Linked DNA regions of Homo sapiens: all the other regions are linked to region 1. Evidence: read pairs that join two places in POLR2A ChIA-PET (ENCODE). Cell type or tissue: PC-9. All regions are shown on one strand. Region 1 overlaps ZNF609 (zinc finger protein 609). Region 2 overlaps CSNK1G1 (casein kinase 1 gamma 1). Region 3 overlaps ZNF609 (zinc finger protein 609).

The links. ChIA-PET counts read pairs that join two places held together with the same protein. Peaks named below come from ENCODE experiments on the same cell type or tissue, not always from the same donor. Only the 100,000 strongest peaks of a DNase experiment are listed, where the experiment ranks them.
Region 2: POLR2A ChIA-PET joins it to region 1 with 9 read pairs; 4 of 35 experiments call an interaction of 5 or more read pairs at or near these places.
Region 3: POLR2A ChIA-PET joins it to region 1 with 5 read pairs; 7 of 35 experiments call an interaction of 5 or more read pairs at or near these places.

Annotation. Positions count from the first base shown.
Region 1 is chr15:64,569,996-64,573,995 of GRCh38, reverse strand. All of the region lies in intron 2 of ZNF609 (zinc finger protein 609), which reads right to left. All of the region lies in intron 4 of LOC101930091 (a long non-coding RNA gene), which reads left to right. Among named protein-coding and RNA genes, the nearest start is that of ZNF609, 110 kb to the right of the region's middle. RefSeq lists enhancers at 1,631-1,730, 1,761-1,830. In PC-9, no CTCF peak of the experiment used is centred here; a DNase peak (open chromatin) is centred at 1,925; H3K27ac peaks cover 953 bases.
Region 2 is chr15:64,348,715-64,352,714 of GRCh38, reverse strand. The region is part of intron 1 of CSNK1G1 (casein kinase 1 gamma 1); the gene reads left to right. Among named protein-coding and RNA genes, the nearest start is that of CSNK1G1, 5.5 kb to the left of the region's middle. In PC-9, no CTCF peak of the experiment used is centred here; no DNase peak of the experiment used is centred here.
Region 3 is chr15:64,466,758-64,470,757 of GRCh38, reverse strand. All of the region lies in intron 1 of ZNF609 (zinc finger protein 609), which reads right to left. Among named protein-coding and RNA genes, the nearest start is that of ZNF609, 8.2 kb to the right of the region's middle. In PC-9, no CTCF peak of the experiment used is centred here; no DNase peak of the experiment used is centred here.

The sequences.
Region 1 (4,000 bases):
GTCTCTACTAATTCATACAGCAAGTTCCTAAACAGAATAATGTTCAAGTGGCCTCATTTTCCCCTTCATTCACCACTCAATCACAAGGACCTGAGGTCCTGGGTTTTCTGCAATAACCCTGATTAAAAACTCCATCCAACTGTGTTTGGATTTGGGGTTGCAAGGAAAAAAATGAATATTTTACATATAGTTCATCCCAAACTCCCTTGCACAGAGTTTGAAAGAACATGGTAAACCCACATATGCAGGCAAAGTAAAATGCCAAATAGACAAGGGTGAAATAGGCAGGAGATGGATCCCTGAAGGTCCAAAAGTATTGAAAGTTGGCCTGCTAGCCAGGCACAGCGGCTGACGCCTGTAATCCCAGCATTTTGGGAGGCCGAGGTGGGCGGATCACGAGGTCAGGAGATCAAGACCATCCTCAACAAGGTGAAACCCCATCTCTACTAAAAATACAAAAAAAAAAAAATTAAATTAGCCAGACATGGTGGCGGGTGTCTGTAGTCCCAGCTACTCGGGAGGCTGAGGCAGGAGAATGGTATGAACCCGGCAGGCGGAGCTTGCAGTGAGCCAAGATTGCGCCACTGCACTCCAGCCTGGGCGACAGAGCAAGACTCCGTCTCAAAAAAAAAAAAAAAAAAAAAAAAAAGAAAGTTGGGCCACTAACTCTACTGCAGAATTACTTGCACTGCTTTTTGAAAATACAGATTATGATTTAATGGAAAGTATTCCATGGGACTTGTCAGTTGACTGCTATTTAGGAAAAAAAAAAAAAAGATCAAACTCCTTAGAAGTCTTACTTGACCTGGTTTCTGCTTACTTTCTCATCTCATAATCACTCTTCTTCACTCTAAACTATTCCATCATTCTACAAATATTTATTCATGTCTGCTACACGTTGGCACTGTTCTAGGTACTATGAATGCATCCTAGGACTGCCATGTAATGGTTGCTCAATTATGTCTTGTATAATTGGCTGAGGAGGCAAGAGGAGGCCAAAATCTAGGTCCATGCTTTTCTAGCCGAACTACGTGTCCCGCGTGGAGCCACAACCTTTTGGAAAGGAGACTTTCTTTTCTTTTCTTTTTTTTCTCAAGACGGAGTTTTGCTCTTGTTGTCCAGGCTGGAGTGCAATGGCACCATCTTGGCTCACCACAACTTCCGCCTCCCGGTTTCAAGCAATTCTCCTGCCTCAGCTTCCTGAGTAGCTGGGATTACAGGTATGCAGGCATGTGCCACCATGCCCGGCTAATTTTGTATTTTTAGTGGAGATGGTGGTTTCTCCATGTTGGTCAGGCTGGTCTCAAACTCCCGACCTCAGGTGAACTGCCTGCCTTGGCCTCCCAAAGTGCTGGGGTTACAGGTGTGAGCCACCGTGCCTGGCATTCTTTTCTAATTTACTGGAAAAAGTCCCATGGGCTAAGGGAGGACCTGGCAATAACAATGAACAAATCAGACAAACATCCCTGTCCTCAGGAAGCTTATATCCCATTGTGGGAGAGACAACCAAAATAAATTATATACTATGTGGGACAATAATAAGTGTTATGGAGAAAATAAAACAGGGATCAATCTCCCTGGCTCAAGTGATCCTCCCACCTCAGCCTCCCAAGTACCTGGGACTACAGGCACATGCCACCATGCCCAGCGAATTTATTTTTTGTAAAGAATGAGGTCTCACAATGGGGCCCAGGCTGGTCTTGAACTTTCAGACTCAAACGATCTGCCTACTTCGGCTTCCCAAAGTGTTGGAATTAGTCATCAGCTACCACACCTGGCCAGTTTTAAATACAGTATTCAGGGAAGAACTCACTCAGAAGGTGACATTTTTGTTTACAGAACCATGTCAAACCCATTTCCCCTCAGGCCTTTGCACTTGCTGTACTTTGCCTAAAGTTCCTCTTTCCCTTTCTCAACTTTTGCATACCTAGCTTTTTATCTTTCAGTATCAGCCTAAATGTCACTTCCTTAAGGGCAACTTTCCAGCAACACTAAGTAGAATAGCTATCTATATCCCTAGGCAGTCCTAACCAAACAAAGACTCAAGGCCGGGCTCACACCTGTAATACCAGCACTTTGTGAGATCACTTGAGGTCAGGAGTTTGAGACCAGCCTGACCAACATGGCGAAATCTTGTCTCTACTAAAAAAATACAAAAATTATCCAGGCGTGGTGGTGGGCACCTGTAACCCCACCTACTTGGGAGGCTGAGGCAGGAGAACTGCTTGAACCCAGGAGGCAGAGGCTGCAGTGAGTGAAGATCTCACCACTGCCCTCCAGCCTGGGCGATCCTGGGTGACAGAGTGAGACTGACTGAAAAAAAAGACTCAACTACATAAAACTAGAGAGTTTGAATCCTGTTCTACTATTTCCTGGCTTAACCTCTGGCATCCAGTTTACCCATATGTAAAATGGATAATAATAGTACTTAACTTATACGGTTGCTGTGAAGAATAATTACAATCACCACCCAAAAGGATAACAATAAAAATTAAAAAATAAAAATATATTATATAAAAATATAAAAGTACAATAAAAATAGCAGCTGTTTATATAACTTTTTACCATGCACCAGGCATTATTCTATGTATTCTACATTTATTAACCCATTTAATCTATTCATATAATACATTTAAAGTGCCAGCACTATATTTAGCAAACAGTAAATAAATGTTTGCTCTCTTTCTTATTATCACCATGATCAGTGGCAGTATTATTAGCTCTTCTTATGAGGTGCCTAAGCCCTCTGTGTTTCTGCTCTGCTGAGGGATCTATACCCAAAAGTTTCATATCTTCCCCTCTAGAATTCCTATTTTCCCCTCTTGGATAAACACCCTACAGAAGGAATTTGTTATCAACCTTAGCACTTACTCTGTGCAAATCATCTCTTACGTCTAGCATCAGCATGGACTTTTAAAAAGAAAAAGATATGACTGTCCATATAGATCATATGCTTTATTTATGTATTTAGAGACAGAGTCTCGCTCTGTTGCCCCGGCTGGAGTGCAGTGGCATGATCCCGGCTCACTGCAACTTCCGCCTCCCAGGTTCAAGTGATTCTCCTGCCTCAGCCTCCCGAGTAGCTGGGACTACAGGTGCGTGCCACCACACCTGGCTAATTTTTGTATTTTTAGTAGAGACGAGGTTTTGCTATGTTGGCCAGGCTCGTCTCGAACTCCTGACCTCAGGTGATCCACCTGCCTCGGCTTCCCAAAGTGCTGGGATAACAGGTGTGAGCCACTGCGCCTGGCCAAAACTAAGCTAATTTTACTAATCCAAAAAAACATAACATGAAAATAATAGGAGTGAACTCATCGTGATAATATTAGTATCTCGAGTTTCTAGAATTAAACACAATGCTCCTTTTGAATCTCTCACTAAAGACAAACTAGAATCCATATACTTGACCATAATCATCAAAATATAATTAGAAGGCTTAAAGAAACAAAGAAGTCCAGAACCTTGGTTCCACTTTCCAGACTCATCTACTAATATACATGAACAATTGATGATGCTACTCTTCCTTAAGAATCTTGATTGATTAGAACATGGCTTCTAAGCAAGGCCACCAGGAACTGTTTTCCTGGTATCTATTGCTTTGAGAAACATATTTATGCTTAACCATCTCAAATGCCTTTTATAAAAGTATTTAAATGATAAAGATGAGAAGAGAAAAAGATATAATGAGAGGTAGTATAGTTATAACTGTGGAAGATATAAGTCAGATTACCTGGATTTTAATCCTGGCTCCACAAACCACCAACCAGGCCACGTTTCTTAGCTTGCTAAAACTCACTATGCTCATGTATAAAGTGGGAATAAGAGAGCTCTCGGCCAGTCAGGCACAGTGGCTCACGCCTGTAATCTCAACACTTTGGGAAGTTAAGGCAGGGGGATCACTTGAGCACAGGAGTTTGAGACAAGCCTGGGCAATATAGCGAGACCCCTATCTCTATTTTAAAAAGTAAGAAAGAAAGAGTTCCTATCTCATAGAGATATT
Region 2 (4,000 bases), 220 kb after region 1:
CTAGCACCTTGGGAGGCCGAGGTGGGCGGATCACCTGAGGTCAGGAGTTTGAGACCAGCCTGAGCAACATGGAGAAACCCCATCTCTACTAAAAATACAACATTAGTCAGGCATGATGGAGCATGCCTGTAATCCCAGCTACTCGGGAGGCTGAGGCAAGAGAATCGCTTGAACCCGGGAGGTGGAGGTTGCGGTGAGCCAAGATTGTGCCATTCACTCCAGCCTGGGCAAGAGCAAAACTCCATCTCAAAAAAAAAAAAAAAAAAAGAAGAATTCAAATTATGTTTTGTGATAGTTACAGAGTTTTGGTAAGGTTATTTAGCTTTCTAAATGGCTCTTCTGAGAGTGTAAGGTCTGTATATATCTAAGCTTTCTGCTGTGTTTTCTTTTATCTTTTCACTTTTTTTTTGAGATGGAGTCTTGCTCTGTCACCCATGCTGGAGTGCAGCGGCACTATCTTGGCTCACTGCAACCTCCGCCTCCCGGGTTCAAGCAATTCTACTGCCTCAGCCTCCTGAATAAGCTGGAACTATAGGCATGCGCCACCATGCTGGCTAATTTTTGTATTTTTAGTAGAAACGGTGTTGGCCATGTTGGCCAGGCGGCTCTCTAACTCGTGACCTCAGGTGATCCACCCACCTTGGCCTCCCAAGGTGCTGGGATTACAGGTGTGAACTGCCCTGCCCGGCCTGCTGTGTTTTCTCGTATCATTTTTTTATCATCCTTTAAATCTTAAAGTTGAGATCATATGCTTTGGTAAAGCTCTCAGAAGCTCCCACTTTTTCCCCTGTCTTCTTCTCAAACTATAATACTGTATTAATATTTTTAAAAATCTTTTTTGTTTTTGAGACGGAGTTTCTGTTACCCAGGCTGGAGTGCCCAGGCTCAGCTTACTGCAGCCTCTGCCCCTCAGGTTCAAGCGCCCCTCCTGCCTCAGTCTCCCGATTAGCTGGGATTACAGGTGTGCGCCAGCATACCTGGCTAATTTTTGTATTTTTAGTGGACATGGGGTTTTGCCATGTTGGCCACGCTGGTCTTGAACTCCTGGCCTCAAGTGATTGGCCCGCCTCAGCCTCTCAAAGTGCTGGGACTACAGGCGTGAGCCACCGTGCCTGGCCCGATAATCTATTAATTTTGATATAAGAGATAGTATACTAGCTGCTAGAGTAAAAAATTCTATCTTAATTGTGTGCAATGAATAGAGACGGTTAGAGATTTCTCAATCACCACTTCCTCTCAAAGTCTGTGGCCGTTCCAAGGATCTTTGCAGTTGTCAGTTATGGAATTTGCTTGTCAGGAAATCTAAAAATGACTAAACCTTTGTTTAATATCTATCTCTTGGATGACCTCAGAAAGTTTTAGGAAAGATTGGGAAGGTTTATATATGTACCATATACTAGAATTAGATAATGAACAAAATACAGCTGAATTTATTGGCGCTATACAATCAGGAGTGAGTTACTGTGAAAATGTTATTAAAAAGTCCAGGCGGTGCTTTCTTTTTACTCAAACCAAATGAGTATTCTTCCAGAGCTCATTTTTATTTTAAAGCATATTTCTTTTATGGAGCTGTGATTTAGTCTCTAATAAGGATAAATAATCATTATATAAAAAAAGGCTGGTGTCATAGATTTTAGTACTACATATTGATAGAAACTGCTTCAGTGGTTTTAGATAAGTGTATTTTCCGGAAATAACTTTTGAATTTGTGGAATGATAGTTTTTCTCTTTTTAACAGTTAACTTGTCTCTACTCATTTCTGCCCAATATAGAAGCTCTGAGAAGCTGGGAGGAAAAAAAAAAAGAAAAAGAATGGATTTACTTCAGAATTACCATTTTAAGTTGTGGAGATTACTTATTTGGAGAGCAAAATTGGATTTTGACATTATTGGGATTGTGTTCAAGATGGACTCAGGAAAAAAAATTTAGATGCCATCTGTTTCAGATTCCTTCTCTCCCAACCCCTTTTATGTTTTATGGCTTTGAGTTCATCAGATTATTTTGTAAAAATAAAAATCCTCAGTAGATTTAGGTTATATAATATCAGCTCTATCAGTGAACATGTAACCAAAGATCTTGCATTTTTATATTGAGTTATACAGGATGATGACAGATACTGTTTAAAGTTAATTGTTATTTCAAACTATATGAATGGTAACTTCATGCATCTTTTAATTCTCACTGTTCACTTGATAAACCAATTTTTTTTTTTTGGAGACAGAGTCTTGCTCTGTTGCTCAGGCTGGAGTGCAGTGGCGTGATCTTGGCTCACTGCAAGCTCCATCTCCCGGGTTCACGCCATTCTCCTGCCTCAGCCTCCGGAGTAGCTGGGACTACAGGTGCCTGCCACCACACCCGGCTAATTTTTTTTCTTTTTGTATTTTTAGTAGAGACGGGGTTTCACCGTGTTAGCCAGGATGGTCTCGATCTCCTGACCTTGTGATCCGCCCGCCTTGGCCTCCCAAAGTGCTGGGATTACAGGTGTGAGCCACCGCGACCAGCCGATAAAACCATTTTTATAAGTAGTATTTAACATAGTCCACTTGTTGATGGAAGCTTAAAAAATTGATAAAAAGATATTTTAGATTAAATCTTTATTCACTTGATGTCTTAAAACCAGAAAAGAAGCTTCTTCTGAGGATTTTTAACTTAAAACAAGCTTACTTAAATTTACTCTTTCAGTAGTGGATTTTATCTTACCCTCTGTGCCAGTTGCTTAGTTTTCATCTAAATGTGTGCACATAGTTGGCACTTTTCATTTGGGATTTTTTTAATTTTTAATTTTTTTTTTTTTTTTAATTTTTGGAGACGAGGGTCTCAGTGTGTTGCTCAGGCTGGTCTTGAACTCCTGAGCTCAAGTGATCCTTCCACCTCAACCTCCTGAGTAGCTGGGATTACAGGTGCTAACCACCATGCTAGGTTCATTTTGGATCTTAATAAATTCTGACGGCAGGCTTTTGGGTTACTAAACTGTAAAAGACCAAACTTGCTGAGGTTATAACCTTAACTTAGCGGACCAGAAAGACTCAGTCATCTCAGAGAAATTGAAATAGCACTAGTGTGGTATCCCAGAAATGGCCTAAAGAGAGAGCCATCTGGATAGAAGCCATGCTTTGTCTGCAGCAGGAATGTTCTGATGAGATAGAAAGACAGATGGACTGTCCCCACACTAATGTAGTCTGTCCCTCACCCAGAAGCTCCAAGTGGGCAGTGTAGTTATAGTGGGGGTTGGGGTGCTAGGGATGGGAATTATTCTTTAATAATTTCTCACCCATCACATTGGAGGTGTGGGTATACTGGGTAGAGGGATATTCTCTTAGTTTTTGCCTTGTCCAGAGATGTCGGGTGAAGAGGTAGCCATTGCCCTTGCCACGAAAAGGGAGAAGCCTGGGTGCCGAGTTTGATGTCTCCATCAAAATGCTACATAAATTTGCCAGGGAACAATAGCATTGGATCCCCATGGATTTCTGCTGCTTATACATTCTAACTCCTTAGCCTATAAAAAGGGGTATTTACGACTTCCTGAATGAAAGTTATACATTTTCTTCTGTCTTGATACTTTTTTTTTTTTTTTTTTGAGGTGGAGTTTCGCTCTCGTTGCCCAGGCTGGAGTACAGTGGCGTGATCTCGGCTCACTGCAACCTCCACATTCCGGGTTCAGGCAATTCTCTTGCCTCAGACTCCTGAGTAGCTGGAATTACAGGTGCCCGCTACCTACCATGTCCAGCTAATTTTTTGTATTTTTAGTAGAGATGGGGTTTCACCACGTTGGCCAGGCTGGTCTCGAACTCCTGACCTCAGGTGATCTGCCCTCCTCAGCCTCCCAAAGTGCTGGGATTACAGGTGTGAGCCACCGCGCCTTGCCAATATGTTTTAAAATACACTTTAATTTCTCTGTTGACCATAATGAATGATGTGAAATTTTTTTCTTTTCTTCCTTTTTTTGGTGTTTGAGTATCCATGATAATCACCAGATCTCATTTTAGCTTTAGGATAAATT
Region 3 (4,000 bases), 100 kb after region 1:
ATGAGGTCAGGAGTTCGAGACCAGCCTGAACAACATGGTGAAACCCCATCTCTACTAAAAATACAAAAATTAGCCAGGCATGGTGGCACACGCCTGTAATCCCAGCTACTCAGGAGGCTGAGGCAGGAGAATCGCCTGAACTCTGGAGGTGGAGGTTGCAGTGAACCAAGATCACGCCAACGCACTCCAGCCTGGGCAACAGAGCGACTTCATCTCAAAAAGAAAAAAAAAACTGCTTGAAAGCAAATACTTCCTAACATTACTCTCAATCTGAAAGTTCCTGAAACACTTACCAACCAGCTTTTCATTTCTCGTCTCTTTTAGGAGGGTATTTCAGAGATACCCCCTTGTTCGTCATACTTCGGCAAATGTCATCAACGTGCATTTTCAGCATTAAAAATAACGTAATTGGCTGGGTGCAGTGGCTCAAACCTGTAATCCCACCACTTTGGGAGGCTGAAGCAGGAGGATGGCTTGAGCCTAGGAGCTCAAGACTAGCCTGAGCAACATGGCAAACCATCATCTCTACAAAAAAAATTACAAAAATTAACCAAGCATGGTGGCACACTTTTGTAGTCCCAGCTACTTGGAAGGCTGAGGTGAACCCACTAGGTCAAGGCTGGGTAAGACCCTGTCAAAAATAAATAAATAACAACATAATTTTATTTTCCGAACAAAACACTGTGGGCAACTCAACTTGTACTCAGTCCCAAGAAGTTAATTCAAAGTGGAATTTCTACTGACTAGTCAAAAGTGGAAAAATATCCAACTAACCTCCATAATCAGTCCAATTTAGCTCCCAGATTTCAGATATAATAGATTATTAGATCCTTGACTGAATTTACAAAGTTACTTCTTATTGATAGATGGCAAATCCTTCCAGGTACAACTTCCTTCTCACAAGCTAAGGTTCCTTTTCTGCAGCTTTCTCAACTCCTGACCTCAAGCTGATCCACCCGCCTCGGCCTCCCAAAGTGCTAGGATTACAGGCGTGAGCCACCAAGCCAGGCCAGCCTTTTTTGCAGCTTTCTGATTTCCACTCCTATGTTTTAAGCACACTAGAAAAAGATATATGCGGCAAGTTGGTGAGCCTGCAGAATGAGGCTACAAAACCCTCCAAAAAAAGATGGCCTAATAAAAGTACAGCCTTCCAAACAAATCAAAGAGTATGAGAGTCAAGCCCCAGGGAACTGAAATTGCACTCATTAGCCCTTCTGAATACCGGCTATATTTTTGACCAGCAATAAAAAAAAAAAAGATGCTCACTTATGTTAAATATTTTTGTCCTGTTCTTCCACCATAATCTTTTTTTTTTTTTTTTTTTTTTTTTGGAAATAGGGTCTTGCTCTGTGCGAGTGAAGGCTGAATTGCAGTGGTGAGATCACAGCTCACTGCAGCCTCGACCTCCTGGGCTCAAGCGATCCTCCCATCTCTGCTTCCTGAAGAGCTGGGACCACAGTGCACACCACCTGGCTAATTATTTACGTATTTATTGAAATGGAATTTATCTCTTGTTGCCCAGGCTGGAGTGCAATGGCTTGATCTCGGCTCACTGCAACTTCTACCTCCCAAGTTTAAGCGATTCTCCTGCCTCAGCCTCCCAAGTAGCTGGGATTACAGGCATGTGCCACCACACACGGCTAATTTTGTACTTTTAGTAGAGACAAGGTTTCACCATGTTGGCCAGGCTGAATTGTGTTGTTTTTTTTTTTTTTTTTTTTAAGATATGAGGCCTCTCTGTTGCCCAGGCTGGTCTCCAACTCCTGGGCTCAAGTGATCCTCCTGCCTCAGCCTCCCAAAGTGCTAGGACTACAAGTGTCAACCTGACTCTCAATCTTGGTATCATGATATTCTACAGCTAAATGGAACCGCAGTGATCATCCTGTCTAATGTGTTCATTTCACAGATGAGGCACATGAAAACAGGGGCATGACTTGCACAAGGACAAACAGCTAATTAGAGGCACAGTAATGATCAGAATCTGGGTTTTATGACTCTCAATTCTATGATTTTTTCCCCTCTATTCTTTGAAAAGCTATACTAGCCAGGCATTGTGGCTCATGTCTGTAGTCCCAGCACTTTGGGAAACCATGGAAGGAGGACTGCTTGAGTCCAGGAATTTGAGACCAGCCTGGGCAACCAGACTGGAGTGCAGTGGCACACAACATAGTGAGACTCCATCTCTACAAAAACAATTTAAAAATTGGGCTGGTCACAGTGGCTCATGCCTATAATCCCAGCACTTTGGGAGGCCAAGGTGGGAGGATGGCTTGAGCCCAGGAGTTCAAGACAAGCCTGGGCAATGCAGCGAAACAAAAAAAAACACACAAAAAAATTAGCCAGGTGTGGTGGCATTGAGGCTGGAATGAGCTGTGATTGCACCATTGCACTCCAGCCTAGGCAACAGAGTGAGACCCTGTCTTAAGGAAGGAGAAGCAGAAGGAGGAGGAGAGAGGAGAAAATGAAGGAAGGAAGGAAGGAAAAGAAAAGAAAAGAAAGGAAAGGAAAGGAAAGGAGGAAGGAAGGAAGGAAAGAGAGGAAGGAGAGGAAGGGGAGGGAGGGAGGAAAAAAAAATTAGCTGGGTGTGGTGGCGCCTGCCTGTACTTCCAACTGCTTGGGAGGCTGAGGTAGGAGAATTGCTTGAGCTCAGGAGGTTGAGCCTGCAGTGAGCTGTGATCGTGATTGTGTCACTATGCTCCAGCCTGGTGACAGAGCAAGGCCCTGCCTCAAAAAAGAAAAAAAAAAAAAGCATACTAGTAAAGAAAACATAACACTCTTAGACAATATCTTAACTGTAACAAAGACACAGAAAAATAAAATTTCATCCACATAAAGAGAAGTGTTAGAACAGAAGAAGCAACATTTGTTCATATAGTACAGGGGTTACTTAAGGCACATATTTTCTTTTTTCTTTTTGACAGAGCCTTGCTCTGTTGCCAGACTGGAATGCAGTGGCACGATCTCCACTCACTGCAACCTCCATCTCTCAGATTCAAGCAATCATCCTTCCTCAGCCTCCCGAGTAGCTGGGACTACAGACGTGCGCCACCATGCCCAGCTAATTTTTGTATTTTTAGTAGAGACAGGATTTCACCATGTTGGCCAGGATGGTCTCGATCTCTTGACCTCATGATCCGCCCGTCTCGGCCTCCCAAAGTGCTTAGATTAGAGGCGTAAGCCACCGCACCGGGCTAAGGCACATGTTTTCTAAAGTATTTTATTAATTACCACCTGCTAGAATTTATGTCCTGTGTTTTCATCAAATGTACCTCCTTAAAAGCAGGCCACAGTGACACTTGTGGCAAAGGTCAGAAAAGTGATACTTCTGGCATAGATAACTGATGGTACAAAAGGAATCCACAAAGGTGATGCCCACAATCAAGAAGAAAGGACTGAAGAAGGGGTAGAGATATTGCTGGGAGGAAGTATTCCTGAAAAATGGAATTAAAAAAGAAAAAAACCCCAAAGAAGTTGGCCAGACACTAATGACCAGAGAACACAATAAAAAGAAGGCAGTTTCAGAGCTTGTCTGGCATCAGACAGCTCTCACCTGCAAAAGAAAGAAGGAAAAATTTCTCACAGAGACAAGAGAAAAATCCTAGGTTTGCCCCTGAGTGATGGACTAGATATGACCTGACAGGTATTTGCCATCTCTTATTTCTGGGACTCTGATCCAAGAACAAACAGCAAGAGAACCATGAAAAATTAGCCCTGTTGGATCTGGAGTTCTGCCTTGACAAGATATAAAGCTCATTCATAGATCTGACTGTGCTCATGAGACTGCAGTTCAACTCCTGCTGCTAGAGCAAGGGGAGGGGGGAAGAAAGAAAGGGGTGAGAGAGAAGGAGGTGGAGGATCTGGGTTGTGACTATAATAGCTACAGTAATTAGAGTGTTTCCAAGCTGCTAGAGAAGTCTTCAGGGTAGGGAAGTGGGATAAGAGATGGGGGTGGGGGAAAGGTAAAAGGAAGCAAACTACTGAGAGTGCTAGGAAAGCATAA